2 separate regions of the Homo sapiens genome follow, and region 2 is linked to region 1. The links are chromatin contacts, found by POLR2A ChIA-PET in ENCODE. All regions are on one chromosome and are shown on one strand. Each heading gives the region's core, a stretch centred on a gene start or an enhancer-like site at or near the end of the contact. The rest is flanking DNA. Distances are from core to core; before and after follow the strand shown.

What was found. ChIA-PET counts read pairs that join two places held with the same protein, here RNA polymerase II (POLR2A).
Region 2: POLR2A ChIA-PET joins it to region 1 with 13 read pairs in PC-9. The contact joins the promoter of SEC23B here to the promoter of CDS2 in region 1. POLR2A ChIA-PET finds 5 or more read pairs at or near these places in 2 of 52 experiments (PC-3 and PC-9).

What each region holds. Positions count from the first base shown.
Region 1 is chr20:5,121,458-5,128,387 of GRCh38, forward strand. CDS2 (CDP-diacylglycerol synthase 2) reads left to right here and starts at 5,551. Exons shown (of 13, transcript NM_003818.4): 1 at 5,551-5,692. The coding sequence starts at 5,636. LOC124900464 (small nucleolar RNA SNORA26) reads right to left here and starts at 82; the gene lies at 1-82. It also overlaps a transcript of PCNA not described here. RefSeq lists a silencer at 5,040-5,959 and enhancers at 5,222-5,723, 6,300-6,389.
Region 2 is chr20:18,503,381-18,510,238 of GRCh38, forward strand. It overlaps SEC23B (SEC23 homolog B, COPII component), which reads left to right and starts at 4,560. Exons shown (of 20, transcript NM_006363.6): 1 at 4,560-4,592. It also overlaps the pseudogene RPS19P1. RefSeq lists enhancers at 4,101-4,430, 4,781-4,830.

The DNA of each region.
Region 1 (6,930 bases), core at 4,301-6,800:
CTCTTCCCTGGATTTTGTGGAGACTTAACTTTACCCTTCTGTATCAGCCTCTTAAAGCACTGGGTCAGCCTTAAAAGGGAACAGGAAAGGGCATTTCTATTATAAGATGCCTTCAATTGTAATATGTACCATTATTTTATGTAGCACAAGCAAGAAAACTGTCAAACTTTTTTTTTTATTATTTTCTAGAGAGGGGAGTCTCCCTTTGACACCCAGGCTGGAGTGCAGTGGCAAGATGACTACTCACTGCCACCTCCAACTTCTAGGCTCGAGAGATCCTCTTGCCACCTCCCAAATAGCTGGGACTACAGGGGTGCACCACTGTACCTGGCTAATTTTTAAATGTTTTTGTAGAGAGAAGGTCCCACTATGTCGCTCTGGCTGGTCTCCAACTCCTGGGCTCAAGCAATCTTCCCAATCGGTCTCCCAAAGTGTGAGATTACAGGCATGAGCCACTGTGCCCAGCCTCAAACTGTTACACAATGCTTTATCACTTAGAATTTCTTTTTTTTTTTCTTTTTCTTTTTCTTTTTTTTTTTTCTGAGACAGAGTCTCACTCTATCACCCAGGCTGGAGTGCAGTGGTGTGATCTTGGCTAACCGCAATCTCCGCCTCCTGGGTTCAAGCAATTCTCATGCCTCAGCCTCCTGAATAGCTAGGATTACAGGCATGCGCCATCACACCTGGCTAATTTTTGTATTTTTAGTAGAGACGGGGTTTTGCCATGTTGGCCAGGTTGGTCTTGAACTCCTGACCTCATGTGATCTGCCTGCCTTGGCCTCCCAAAGTGCTGGGATTACAGGCATGAGCCACCGCGCCCGGGTCTATTTTGTTTTAAAAGAACTTTTAGACTTTAAAAACATTCTTATTATATATTACTCTTGTGCAAACATGAAAAAATTTAAGCTACATTGGTTAAGGCATTCCTACTGTTTCTCCACTCAGTTAGTTGCTGATTCTGCTGTTTTTCTGTATAATATCCTACTCTGTGTTGTCAAGGGTATTGATGATGCAGTATTTTTCAATAGTGCTATTCTATTGTCTCTGGAATTTCTTGCAAGCCTCTGCTACTCATTTGTAAGTTTTGATGTTGGCACTTTCTTGCTTTATGTGTGATGGACTACCCATTTGCATACATCTCAATATCAAAACATAATACAGCATCATCTGTTTGTGGTTCTTTTCCTTTCTTGGGTCCGTTAAAATCTCAGTTCCTTTGCAAAATGTGGAATGTGTTCCTTCCTCCAGTGAGGAACATTTGCTTCACTAAAAACAAATGCATATGCTCCACTACTCTGTTTCAGTTCTGTCTGCTTACATAATAACATTTTGGTTTAATGCCAAATTACATGTAATAGATTTGAAGACATTTTAAATGACAAACTCTATCCATGGGGGATCCACCATGTACATCAATCTGTTTATTTCTGCTCTATTACAGAAGTGATGTCCTCCTAAAAGTGTCAAATGATAAAGAGGTGTACAGTTACGTAAATTTTATGTTAAACTGAAATGAGGACATAAACATGCCTATGACTGTGGTCAGAGAAGGCCTCTCTGAGGAGGTAGCATCTTATCAGAGAAGACAGCTGCTTGGAGAGTTGGAAAAAAGCATTCTAGGCTGAGAGAATAGCATGATTATAAAGGTCAGCATACTTGGAATATATTCAGACAAGTTTGATGTAGAACTCAGACTGATGTGTCTGAAGCAAGAGTGGTGCAAGGTGAGGTTGCAGAGAGGCTGGGGTGAGCTCTTGCAGGACTTTGTAGGCTCTCTAAAAGTGCAAGGGAATGTGGTCAACAGCAGATCTTTGATGTGATCCAATTTACATTTTAAGTGGCTACTCTAACATCTAGTAAAGGTACTATTGGATCAGTGGGAGAAAGAATGAAGTAAATTTTGATCAGATAATTGGTTAAACTATTAGAAAAGAATAAAAGCTGTAGACTTTTCTGGATGGGCGCAGTGGCTCATGCCTGTAATCCCAGAACTTTGGGAGGCTGAGGTAGGTGGATCATCTGAGGTCAGGAGTTCGAGACCAGCCAGGCCAACATGGTGAAACCCCGTCTCTACTAAAAATACAAAAATTAGCTGGGCGTGGTGGTGCACACCTGTAATTCCAGATACTAGGGAGGCTGACGCAGGAGAATTGCTTGAACCCGGGAGGCAGAGGTTGCAGTGAACCAAGATTGCGCCACTGTACTCCAGCCTGGGTGACAGAGCAAACCTCCATCTCAAAAAAAAAAAAAAAGACTTTTCCTAATAATTATTCACTAAATTCTAGATAAAGAATTCAAATTCAAATCTTGACCCAATAAGAAATGGAAAAATATTTTGGTAAATATTTATGAGATCTTCCTATGGGCTTCCAAACATAAGAAAAAAACCCATAAAACATAATGAATAACCATACAAGTTTTAAGACTTCAGTATGCCTCAAAGGATTATATTGGTTAGTATAGTTTAGGTTTCAGTGACAGAGAACTCAACTTGAATGGATTAAGAGAAATAGAAAATTTATTCATCTAAACAAAAAGCCAGAGGTATCTGGCCTCCACTGTCCAGTCCTAGTCTTCATAAACGTGAAGTTTGTTAGCCACATTAATAAGCAAAGAAATGTAAATTCAATGGAGACAGAATTTTAACCTACCAAATTAATAAAAATCATGTTAACACCTGGTGTGTTAGGAAGGATTCAAGGAAGTAGGCACTTAAATACATTGCAAGTGGGAGTATACATTGGTATAATTTTTCTGGTGGAAACTTAGAAATGTGTATCAAAAGCCTTAGAATTTTACTTATTCTTTGACACAGAAATTCGATCTCTAGGGTTTTTTCCTACAGAAGAAATCAGGGGCATTTACCAAGATCAAGCATGCTTAAGAATGTTTCTTGAGCCAGGTGCAGTGGCTGATGCCTGTAATCCCAGCACTTTGGGAGGCCCAGGTGGGCGGATCACCTGAGGTCAAGAATTCAAAACCAGCCTGACCTAAAACCCCTGTCTCTACTAAAAATACAAAAATTAGCCAGCTGTGGTGGCGGGCGCCTGTAGTCCCAGCTACTCGGGAGGCTGAGACAGGAGAATTGCTTGAACCTGGGAGGCGGAGGTTGCAGTGAGCCGAGATCACACCATTGCACTCCAGCCTGAGCAACAAGAGGGAAACTGTCTAAAAAAAAAAAACAAAAAACAAACAAAAAGAAAACAAAAAACGAAAAGAGAGAGAGAGAAGGGCTCTAAAGCTGGCCTAAAGCCCTATTAGCATCACTTCCACCAGACCCCTGTTCGTCACACAGTACTGACTTCAGGAATATACTTGATCTGAGTTCCATTAACCTGAGAGGGCTGAGTGTAATGGATGAGAAGTTTGTTCAGACCACATGTTATCCATCCTAGTAATCATGCTGTGCATTCTATAATTCTGACTTATGTGCATTGATTCTCCAAGCCTCCTTTTATTAGGCTGGATTTGAAAAGGAGCAGCTGAGTTTCTAGAAGGACTGACATGACACTCACTTAGATATGACCTTTCATACCTACGTGCCCCTGAAGGTGAAGTTCTAGACACTAACATCTTCACCTGTCTTAGAAGATCATCTTGCTCGAGTGCTGTGGCTCATGCCTGTAATCCCAGAACTTTAGGAGGCCTATGTGGGAGGATTGCTCGAGCCCAGGAGTTTAAGACCAGCCTAAGCAATAAAGTGAGACTTCATCGCTACACAAAAATTTAAAAGTTAGCTGGGTGTGGTGCTGCACACCTGTAGTCCAAGCTACTCGGGCATATACTCATATAGAAATCAGGAATATATAATGCTGTTTTCAGAATTCTCACTACCTGCCCCAAAACTCACAGCTCAGGTCAAAATTACCAATAGGAAATTTTAGCCAGGCATGGTAGCTCATGCCTGTAATCCCAGCACTTTGGGAGACCTAGGCGGGAGGATCTCTTGAACCCAGGAGTTCAAGACCAGTCTGGGCAACATAGTGAGACCCTGTCTCTAAAAAAAGGAGAAATAAATTAATTAAAATTTAAAAATTGAAAAGAAGAAAAATGTAAAATTATATTTTTTTAAAAAACGAAATTGCAATTCTTTTGTGTGCAAGTGTCTCATTGTGAGATTACAGTATGCTTAAGTTGGGGACGCAGTGTTATATGTGTTTTACATCACTTACAGGGCAGTGAATAGAAAGAACAGGAAACACCAAAGGCAATGCTGGAGCAACACAAGTATTAATAAATGCAGGCAGGCAGTATAGTATGGTGGTTAGAGTGTGGGCTGGTAACAAACCTGTTTGTGTTCTAATTCTTACTAGGCACTTTCTAGCTGGGAGACCTTGGCTAAGGTCCTTTTAAAAGTTTTAAATCCATCCAACAAGTACTTACAATGGATGTGTCAAAGACATAGAGGATGCACAGTAAACAAAGTAGACAGCACTTCTGTCCCAAAAAAGGTCTTTCCATAGTCCAGAAGACAAATTTGAAAAACTGAGGAAGGGCCAGGCTCGGTGGCTCACGCCTGTAATCCCAGCACTTTGGAAGGCGGAGGCGGACGGATCACCTGAGGTCAGGAGTTCGAGACCAGCCTGACCAATATGGTGAAACCCCGTCTCTACTAAAAATACAAAAGTTAGCCGGGCGTGGTGGCGCGCACCTTGGAATTGTTTGCGCCCGGGAGGCAGAGGTTGCAGTGAGTCGAGATCATGCCACTGCACTCCAGCCTGGGCGACAGAGCGAGACTCCGTCACAAAACAAACAAACAAACGAACAAACAAACAAACCACTGAGGAAGATCTTAACTGTAAAATTCAAATCATACCCACTTCCAAGCCATGTGTGGATTAAACGAGATAAGCCAACTAAAGCGATTACTCAGCTCAGTGCCTAGTATACAATTAGTGCTTAACAAGTACTAGCGACCGCTTGGCAAAGCAAAGCAGACTGAAGCGTGGGTTTCATTTCTCATCATGTGATAAGTGATAAAATGCTCTTAACCAGGTCGGCTCACCTGGCCTTTCCATTCGACCTAAATAACGTCTACTTACTTGCGTAAGGGAAGAGCTCTGGCCCAGGTCAGCAAGCATTTGTCAGGCTAGAGCCTCCGGGTGGCGCTTCTCGCCCTCAGTAACCGGTTACCTCCAGAACCAGGGCGCCAGCTCCGGCCATCCGCGGTTAAGCGGGAGCTCCCATTGGCTAATCGCACACTGAAACGCACGCCTTTTCCCGCCCCTGACGCTGCCGTCCAATGCGCGCCTCTCGACTCTGCTCCGCCCCGCCCCGCCCCCGTCGCCCTGCCTCCCTGGCGTATTTGCGCCATTGGTGGATATTCCGGACCGTGATGGTGGCGCTGCGCGTGCGCACTCGCTCCGAGCCCTGCTCCCGGGAGAGGGAGCTCTCGGGTCGGGGCTAGGGAAGGCTGACCCCGCTCGGCCCGGGTGAAAGGGCGGTGACGGCACTGGGTGGGGCCGAGCTCCAGGGCTGGCTGCTGGGCTGCTAAGGGAACTGTGAGCCGCTCAGAGCCGCGCGCCTCCCGGGCGGGGCGGGGCCGGCCGTGGGAGTCCGCGCGTGCCCGCGCCGAGCTGCCTGCTCCGGCGGCTTCGCTGCTAGCTCGCGGCGACGTCGGGCCGATTTTCCCAGGATGACAGAGCTGAGGCAGAGGGTGGCCCATGAGCCGGTTGCGCCACCCGAGGACAAGGTAGCGGCAGCGTCGGGGTGGGCGCGGCCGGGACAGCGGCGCATCCGGGAGGCCTGCGGGGGACGCGCGCAGAGGGGTCGTCTTGTTCTCTGACCCTTTGTCGCAGCCGACGGCGGCCCCGGGCCCGGGTAGCGCGAAGGGCCCTCGGGTGCCCGGCCTTCGCGGCGCGCGCGTCAGGGGTCGGCGGGTCGGGGTCCCGGCTCAGGGTCTGACTGAAGTGGCTCCCCCGGGGCGCAGGAAGGAGCTTCTCGGGAGTGGCGCACGGCCTCCTGCCTCGCTGGGCTGGCTGCGGGGACTCCCCTCTCCCCCAACTCCGTGAGGCCTTCCTGGAGGTGAAGATATGCAGAGCCTTCTTAGGGAGGCGGCTCCTCTGAGCGCAACTTAGGCTCTCCGTTCCCTTTTACAATGTTATTATTTTGGGGGGTGGGGGAATCAGGACAAGGCCATAGCATTTGCCTCCTGGGAGATGTAAATCCCTTCTTGGGCATGAAATCATCGGCTTTGAGCAAAGGGGTGTTACCCAGTGAGCCAGTCCGTCATCAGCAGGTGTTGGAGGGCGTCCTCCCGGTTGATGGGTTGTTTCCTGCACCGTGTGGGCTCTGGTGGGTAGGGGAGGAGAGTAGGAAGGAGGCCATCTTGGCGGGGACAGTGGCGGGGGTGACGGGTGGGGGAGTGGACTCCTTTGGGTGAAGTGAAAGATCTGTGTAGGGGAGTTAAGGAAGGTAGGGATTGGTTTTATTACTGTGGAGGTTGAATGGCAGTATAGGACTTTGTAGCAGTAGTTGTGCTTTCCGAGATAGCAGTGATCAGGAGCCCTGTGTTTGGGAAACTGATCAGACAGTGATGTGTAGAAGGGACTGAGGGAGCCTGGACCAGACTGAGGGAGCCTGGTTCACTCGGGATTGCCCATGAGTGACCTGTAGATGTTTTCTTTGGCCCACATATTGCCTTAAAAATCAGAAAGTTTCTCCTAACAATCTAAATTTCTTGCCTGTCTTAGATAATTGGAGGGTCCACCATCACTTTGTCACCTGCTCAATGGTTGGCTGGAGCTGAGGATCATCGGTTCCCACCAATCCCTGTTGCCTTACACCAGGCTCACGGCTTCCCCTAATGCAGCCTGTAACTTTTTGATGACTGGACGCAACGGACATTAGGGAGACACCCAGAAGGAAGAAAGCACAAGATTTGGTGACAGGATGTCAACAGAGCAGTTACACTAGGAGGAATGTTTTTGG
Region 2 (6,858 bases), core at 3,310-5,809, about 13 Mb after region 1:
ATTAGCCAGGTGTGGTGGCCTGCGCCTGTAATCCCAGCCACTCACGAGACTGAGGCAGGAGAATCGCTTGAACCCAGGGGCAGAGGTTGCAGTGAGCCAAGATCGTGCCACTGCACTCCAGCTTGGGCAACAGAGAGAGACTCCATCTCAAAATAATAATAATAAAATAAAATAAATAAAAGAATTTAGACTCAGGCTACAGATGATGATAATATGTCAGAAAAATTATGAAAGATTTTGAAATAGTCAAAAGAGGTTACTGGGTGAACTTTCTGTGGAGTGCTGTGCATTTTTAAAAGACTCTCTGGGGGCCGGGAGTGGTGGCTCATGCCTGTAATCCCAGCACTTTGGGAGGCCGAGGCGGGCAGATCATGAGGTCAAGAGATCGAGACCATTCTGGGCAACATGGTGAAACCCTGTCTCTACTAAAATTACAAAAATTAGCTAGGCATGGTCGTGTGCACCTATAGTCCCAGCTACTCGGGAGGCTGAGGCAGGAGAATCGCTTGAAGCCGGGATGTGGAGGTTGCAGTGAACTGAGATCGCGCCACTGCACTCCAGCCTGGCGACAGAGCGAGACTTCGTTTCAAAAACAAAAAATCCCCTGGGTCATTTGCCGTAGGAGGGATGTACCTCTGCCTTTGAGTATGCTATTTTACAACTCTGTAGAGATAGAAATTAACTTATAGAAGATAGTAATGCAAATGTTCCCTGCCCACAACAATGAAAACTATTCCTGTCCACAGCAATGCAAATCAATTTTGTGTGATAGAGAATATGTCACTATAAATCAAATTCTCCTTAGAACCAGTCTGAACATCCCTCCTGGTCGTAGGGATTAATTAAAATCAATGAATGAGTTAAGTAAGATCTTTGGCACATGTTCATTTTATATTTGCATGAAGGCCATAATTTTACCTTTTGAAACACTTTAACAGTTTTGAAGCTTTCACCAACATCCCAATGGATTCACCTGACAGAACCAGGTAAACCACATTACTGAAGAACACCCCATGGGGCTAAGCCCAAGCACATTTTTTCCTGGCTCCGGGAGTGAATACCAAGTAGCAATAGTACTACAGCGTTGCTGACTTTCTCCCTAGGTTTCTTTCTCCTCCTTACTGATTTTGGGTTTTGTTTCTGATTCGCCCACAGCTGGCGGATTTTTCCCCATGAATGGCGACACCAATTAGGAACTCGCGGGAAACCCCGTTGCTCCCTTTCCCCTGGCTGGCAGCGCGGAAGCCGCACGATGCCTGGAGTTCCTGTAAACCACGTGAACCAGCGGGACTTCGTCAGAGCTCTGGCAGCCTTTCTCAAAAAGTCCGGGAAGCTGAAAGTCCCCGAATGGGTGGACACCGTCAAGCTGGCCAAGCACAAAGAGCTTCCTCCCTACGTTGAGAACTGGTTCTACACACGAGCCGGTTCCACAGCGCGGCACCTGTACCTCCAGGGTGGCGCTGGGGTTGGCTCCATGACCAAGATCTATGGGGACGTCAGAGAAACGGCGTCATGCCCAGCCACTTCGGCCGAGGCTTCAAGAGTGTCCTCCGCCGGGTCCTCCAAGCCCTGGAGGGGCTGAAAATGGTGGAAAAGGACCAAGATGGGGGCCGCAAACTGACACCTCAGGGACAGAGAGATCTGGGCAGAATTGCCGGACAGGTGGCAGCTGCCAACAAGAAGCATTGGAACAAACCATGCTGGGTTAATACATTGCCTCATTCAGAAAAAAAAAAAAAAATTAGGAACTAGGTTTTACATTCTGAACATTTGGTGATCTCTTTAAGTGAATTAATAGTTTTTAGAGATCTATTCTCTTTTGGATAAGAGATGATGAAAAATCTGGTTTGTTAGTCTTTTTGTTTGTTTGCCTTTTTGTCTACTTATGAGTTCAAATCAGTTAAGACTTCCATGCCCATTGGGAAGGAGAACAGCTTTTTGTTATCTAGTCCACTGAATTTTTATGTTTCTGAATTTACTTTCGACCTGTGGCCAAAGTTGCAGAACCAAAGCTATATGCTATGTGTCTATGTGTCTTCCCGGCTGTAATCAACAAAGGCCTTCCCCTCTTGTTGTGGGAGTAAAAAAATCTTACTACCTTTGTAAAGTTTTAATAAGTTATATTATTTCATGTCTTAAAGGAGCTCTGTTATAATTCACTTATGGAAACAAACACATGTAAATCAATTATTTCTAAAATTCCAGAAAATAAGTAAATTAAACTTATGCATGCAAAATTTCTTAAAAATGCTGAAACCATCCTGACAGGGTTAACAAGATTACAAGCCAGCCTTTAGGCAGGTTAGTTAGGCACTGACCAGGGTGCATTGGTGCCCTTCAATTCACTTCCCTGCAGCTGCTAACTAACCAAAAGCCTTGCAGCACACTGATCACCTACTCCCTGATTGCTCCTATCCACAGAATCTCTGACACTAGCTCTTTGTACCCAGGAATTGCTTAAGGTATTTTTCAGATCCTGAATTCCCACAAAACAGCTGATGCCAAACTGTCTAGGGATCCCCACCAGGAAGGGCACAGTGGCTCACGCCTGTAATCTTAGCACTTTGGGAGGCCAAGGTGAGAGGATCGCCTGAAGCCCGGAGTTTGAGACTAGCCTGGGCAACAAAGTGAGACCCTGCTTTACAAAAAAAAAATTTTTTTAAATAAATAAATAAAGACCTCCACCAAGAAACAACACTGGAATGAAGTTTCTTCATCTCCCTGTCCCATGACTTCACCTCTCACTTCCTGACCAATCAGAAATCCCCACACTTTAGCCCATTGCCCCTCCAGACTTCTTAAAAATGCCATCTCTAATCTCTTGGGGAGGTGGATTTGAGGATTGCTCTTGTCTCCTCATTTGGCTGCCACTTGATTATGGAACTCTTTATCTGCTGCAACTCCTATTCTTTCTGTTACCGCACAATGGACAATCGAACCTGATGGTCCTATAACAATCTTTCTTACAGAAATTGCTAGTACAGAAAGAATCCAGGTTCAAATAATCAAGGCAAATCTTTGGCGAATAATATTAAGTTTTGGTTAAAAAAAATCCCAGCTATGTCTTTTCTCAGTGTTAAGTATTATACATGTGTACATTTTGAGTTTGTTTCCTTACCGAGAATAATTAATCTGAACTTCCTAAATTTATAAAAGTTTACTATTGATAAGCTAATATTAACATTACATTGTTTAAGATCCTGAAAAATGTGAATTTGTTCAACAAAACTGAATCATTCTCACATTTAACAGTAATTGTTTCTTTGTGCCTTAAACTATTAATAATTTCTATGATCTGTAGATAACTTAAAACTTAGTATTAAATTGAGCTAATTAATGGATACTTCTTGGATGCCTAGATATGTTCTTGCATAATTTTATGTTTACATCGTTTTGCTTATTTTTATATGCTACAGAGACTACAACTCTGAGTCACAGTAATGATGTGTTCATGTTTGCCACTTGTCAGCGTGTGTAAAAATGGTTGTGGTGGCTTTATACAGTTGTGTTCTATCGCGCCTTTTGCAGCAACATGGATGCATCTGGAGGCCATGATCCTAAAAGAATTAACGCAGAAGCAGAAAACCAAATACATGTTCTCACTTGAAAGTGGGAGCTAAGCATTGGGCACACATGGACACAAAGGTGACATTAATAGACGCTGGGGACTACTAGAGTGGGGAGGGAGGCAGGGAGGGGCTGAAAAACTTGGGTACTATGCTCAGTATCTGGGTGACCAGCTCATTCGAATTCGAAACCTCATAGCCAGGTAACAAATACGCAGTGTACCCCCTAAATCTAAACGTTGGAATTATTTTTTAAAAGAAAGTTATGTTCCATGTATTTCTAAGCTTACTCTCCTAAAATGGTTGAATATTACAGTTCTCAATTATTTATCTCCATGTAGAAGGATGACAGGGACTGTGCGCTAGTGCCAGCCTCCGCTGAGAGCGCCAAGACATTACAGCAAGCGACGGTAGGAGAGCTTGTAACGTGAAGCACCACCACACCTCTGTACTTCAAACTTAACCACAGAGACCGACTCCCAAACCAGCAAGTGCGTAAGCGCCGCCGCGCTCACCACCCGCCCCGCCCCTTCCGCATGCTAATGCCTTCTTCCGGCAGCCTTAGTTTCTTCCAACCAGTGCAGCTCCCTGTTCCGCGAGCATACGTCATCGTTCTCGCTTTCCGGTAGCTAAGGCGATCAGCGGGACTTCCCACTGAGACGAGCGGATGTCATATTGTATCAGGGCGAACCTCTGAGGAGCGCTGGCTGCGCTTAGGCAACGGTGCGGCAGGCGCCGGGGTTTTCTGAAACAGAAACGTTTAGGGGTGGGGAAACGTGTTCCGAGGAACTCTCGTTTTGAAGTGCGACATACACCTGTCTTGCCCTGTTCCAAGATGGTGGCAGAGCTTCTCTGAGTCTCTCGCTTCCTCCAGTCCGTCGGAGAAGCGCTCTTTGATTGGCCAGTGGACAGCGCCGTGGCATGACGCGCTGGGGCGCTGGCCAATCGGTTGAGAGCTGAGCTGGACTTGGCGGTGGGAGCCGGAGCCTGCTTGTTGCAGCTGTGGGTGAGGACGGCTCTAGCTAGGTGAGCGGCTCCGGCCAGGTGAGCGGGGCGCATAGGTGACGGAGGGCCGAGGGCACGGGTATGAGTTTCTGCCGGGGGCGAGGTGAGCGGCTTCTGGGAGGAGGCCTTTTCTTGACAGTTTAGGGTAGCGGGGGAATGGATGATCCGGGAGTCCCCTGCGGATGTCGTCCCGCACCAGGCCGGGACCGATTTCTGGCTCCAGTTTCCCCAGAATTGCGGAGTGCGCACACCTGGAAGGACCCAAGTCCCGTTTTATAGTTGAGAAACTCAAGACTCAGACAAGTGAAACGACTTTTGCTTCATGACAGCTGGAACTGGAACCCAGGTCCTTGGACTCCCTTCAAGGATTAAACCTCACTTATTCTTACATACACATGGTCACTGTGTCCTGAGAAGTTACGAGTTGGCGCGATAAGGGTGGTTCAGATTTTTTGGCATATTCTCCTGTTATCTTTCCAGGCCTTTCATTCATTCACTAATTCATACTTTCAGTTATTTACCTCTTCAGATACCTTCCCCGATACTTTGGTAAAAGCTATGGACCCATCTCCCTAGAAAAACGGCATATTCCCTCATGCGCATAACTTCAGATGATTAGTGGACCTTCTATAGTCCCCTTGGATTATGTGTCCACTGCTAAGAATCCAGACCCTAGAAGGGTGAGGGAAACAGGCAGTAGGAAAAGGAGGGAGCAGGTCTTAGGCTGTACATGCTTGGAAACCATTAGATGGAGGCAGTAGCTTCTTTTTTTTTTTTTTTTTTTTTGAGATGGAGTCTCGCTCTGTCGCCCAGGCTGGAGTGCAGTGGCGTGATCTCGGCTCACTGCAACCAATGCCTCCCAAGGTCAAGCAGTCCTCCCTGCCGCAGCCTCCCGAGTAGCTGGGATTACAGGCACCTGCCACCACGCCCAGCTAATTTTTGTATTTTTAGTAGAGACGGGGTTTTGCCATGTTGGCCAGGCTGGTCTTGAATTCCTGACCTCAGGTCATCCACCGGCCTCGGTCGCCCAAAGTGCTGGGATTACAGGCGTGAGCCACCGCGCCCGGCCGCCAGTGCCTTTTAATAAAGAACGTTTTGAGAGAGAGACGGTTATTTAATGAAATCTGCTGACATACTTGCTGAGAGTTGTGATAGAACTTGCTTTCATTCCGACTTTAGTTATCCCTTTGCTTCCCATGAAGCTCCAGAGTGCTTCCTGTGCACACAGTGCTTCAGGTTCTTGCCGTTGCCAGAAATAAACAGATTTCTTAGAGTTTCAGTTGGAGCAAACATTGGAATTCTTGTGTTCTGGGCTTTATGTAGTAGAGTAATTCATTTGCTTTTCTAGCCATGCAATATTATTGCCTTAATCAAAATTATTTACAGTATGGTACTTCCCAAAATAACAGACAGTTGTTATCCATATTCAGGAAGTGGGCGCGAGAGGCCACTTTAATTTGATAGACTCTTTAATTTGCCTTTTTACTACTTTTCTTGAGGGGCTTGTTCCCTTGAACCCCAATAGCTGAGTTGTGTGTTACCCTAGATTTTAGGATATGAACAGGATGTATAAATACTCAATGAAGTTGGGATCATCTGGGTTTGAGAGTTTAGCCTGTAGGACAGTTTTACTGACCACAGTCTTCATTTTTTTTTTGAAACAGAGTCTGGCTCTGTCGCCCAGGCTGTGCAATGGCATTGTCTCGCCTCACTGCAATCTCTGCCTCCCGAGTTCAGACGATTCTCCTGCCTCAACCTCCTGAGTAGCTGGGACTATGGGCACGTGCCACCACACCTGGCTAATTTTTGTATTTTTAGTAGAGACGGAGTTTCACTGTGTTGGCCAGGCTGGTCTTGAACTCCTGACCTCGTGATCCGCCCATCTCAGCCTCCCAAAGTGCTGCGAGTATAGGTGTGAGCCACCACACCTGGCCTTGACCACAGCCTGTCAAGGCATGAACATAAGCAACCGTGGTGAGGAAAGAGGTTCTGGTGAGACTCAGCATAATAGTAATTTTGGTAATACCAAGTAGAAATAATTTAGCTCAAAACTGGTTCCCATTATGAACCAAACTTGAAGATCAGTATCCAGCTCTTTTCTCCAAAGTTAACAAAGTGCGGAAGGGAATGAGCACCCCCCCGCTACTGAAAAAAAAATCACTTGGAATGTAAAATTTAATAGAGGAAGAAAGGAAGGAGATTAGAGAGGAAGATAGTTGGATGCCGAAACAGGGTTCAAGACTTACCCTTGAGCAAGGGGCTGAAATTGGCTTGACTGATAGGACGT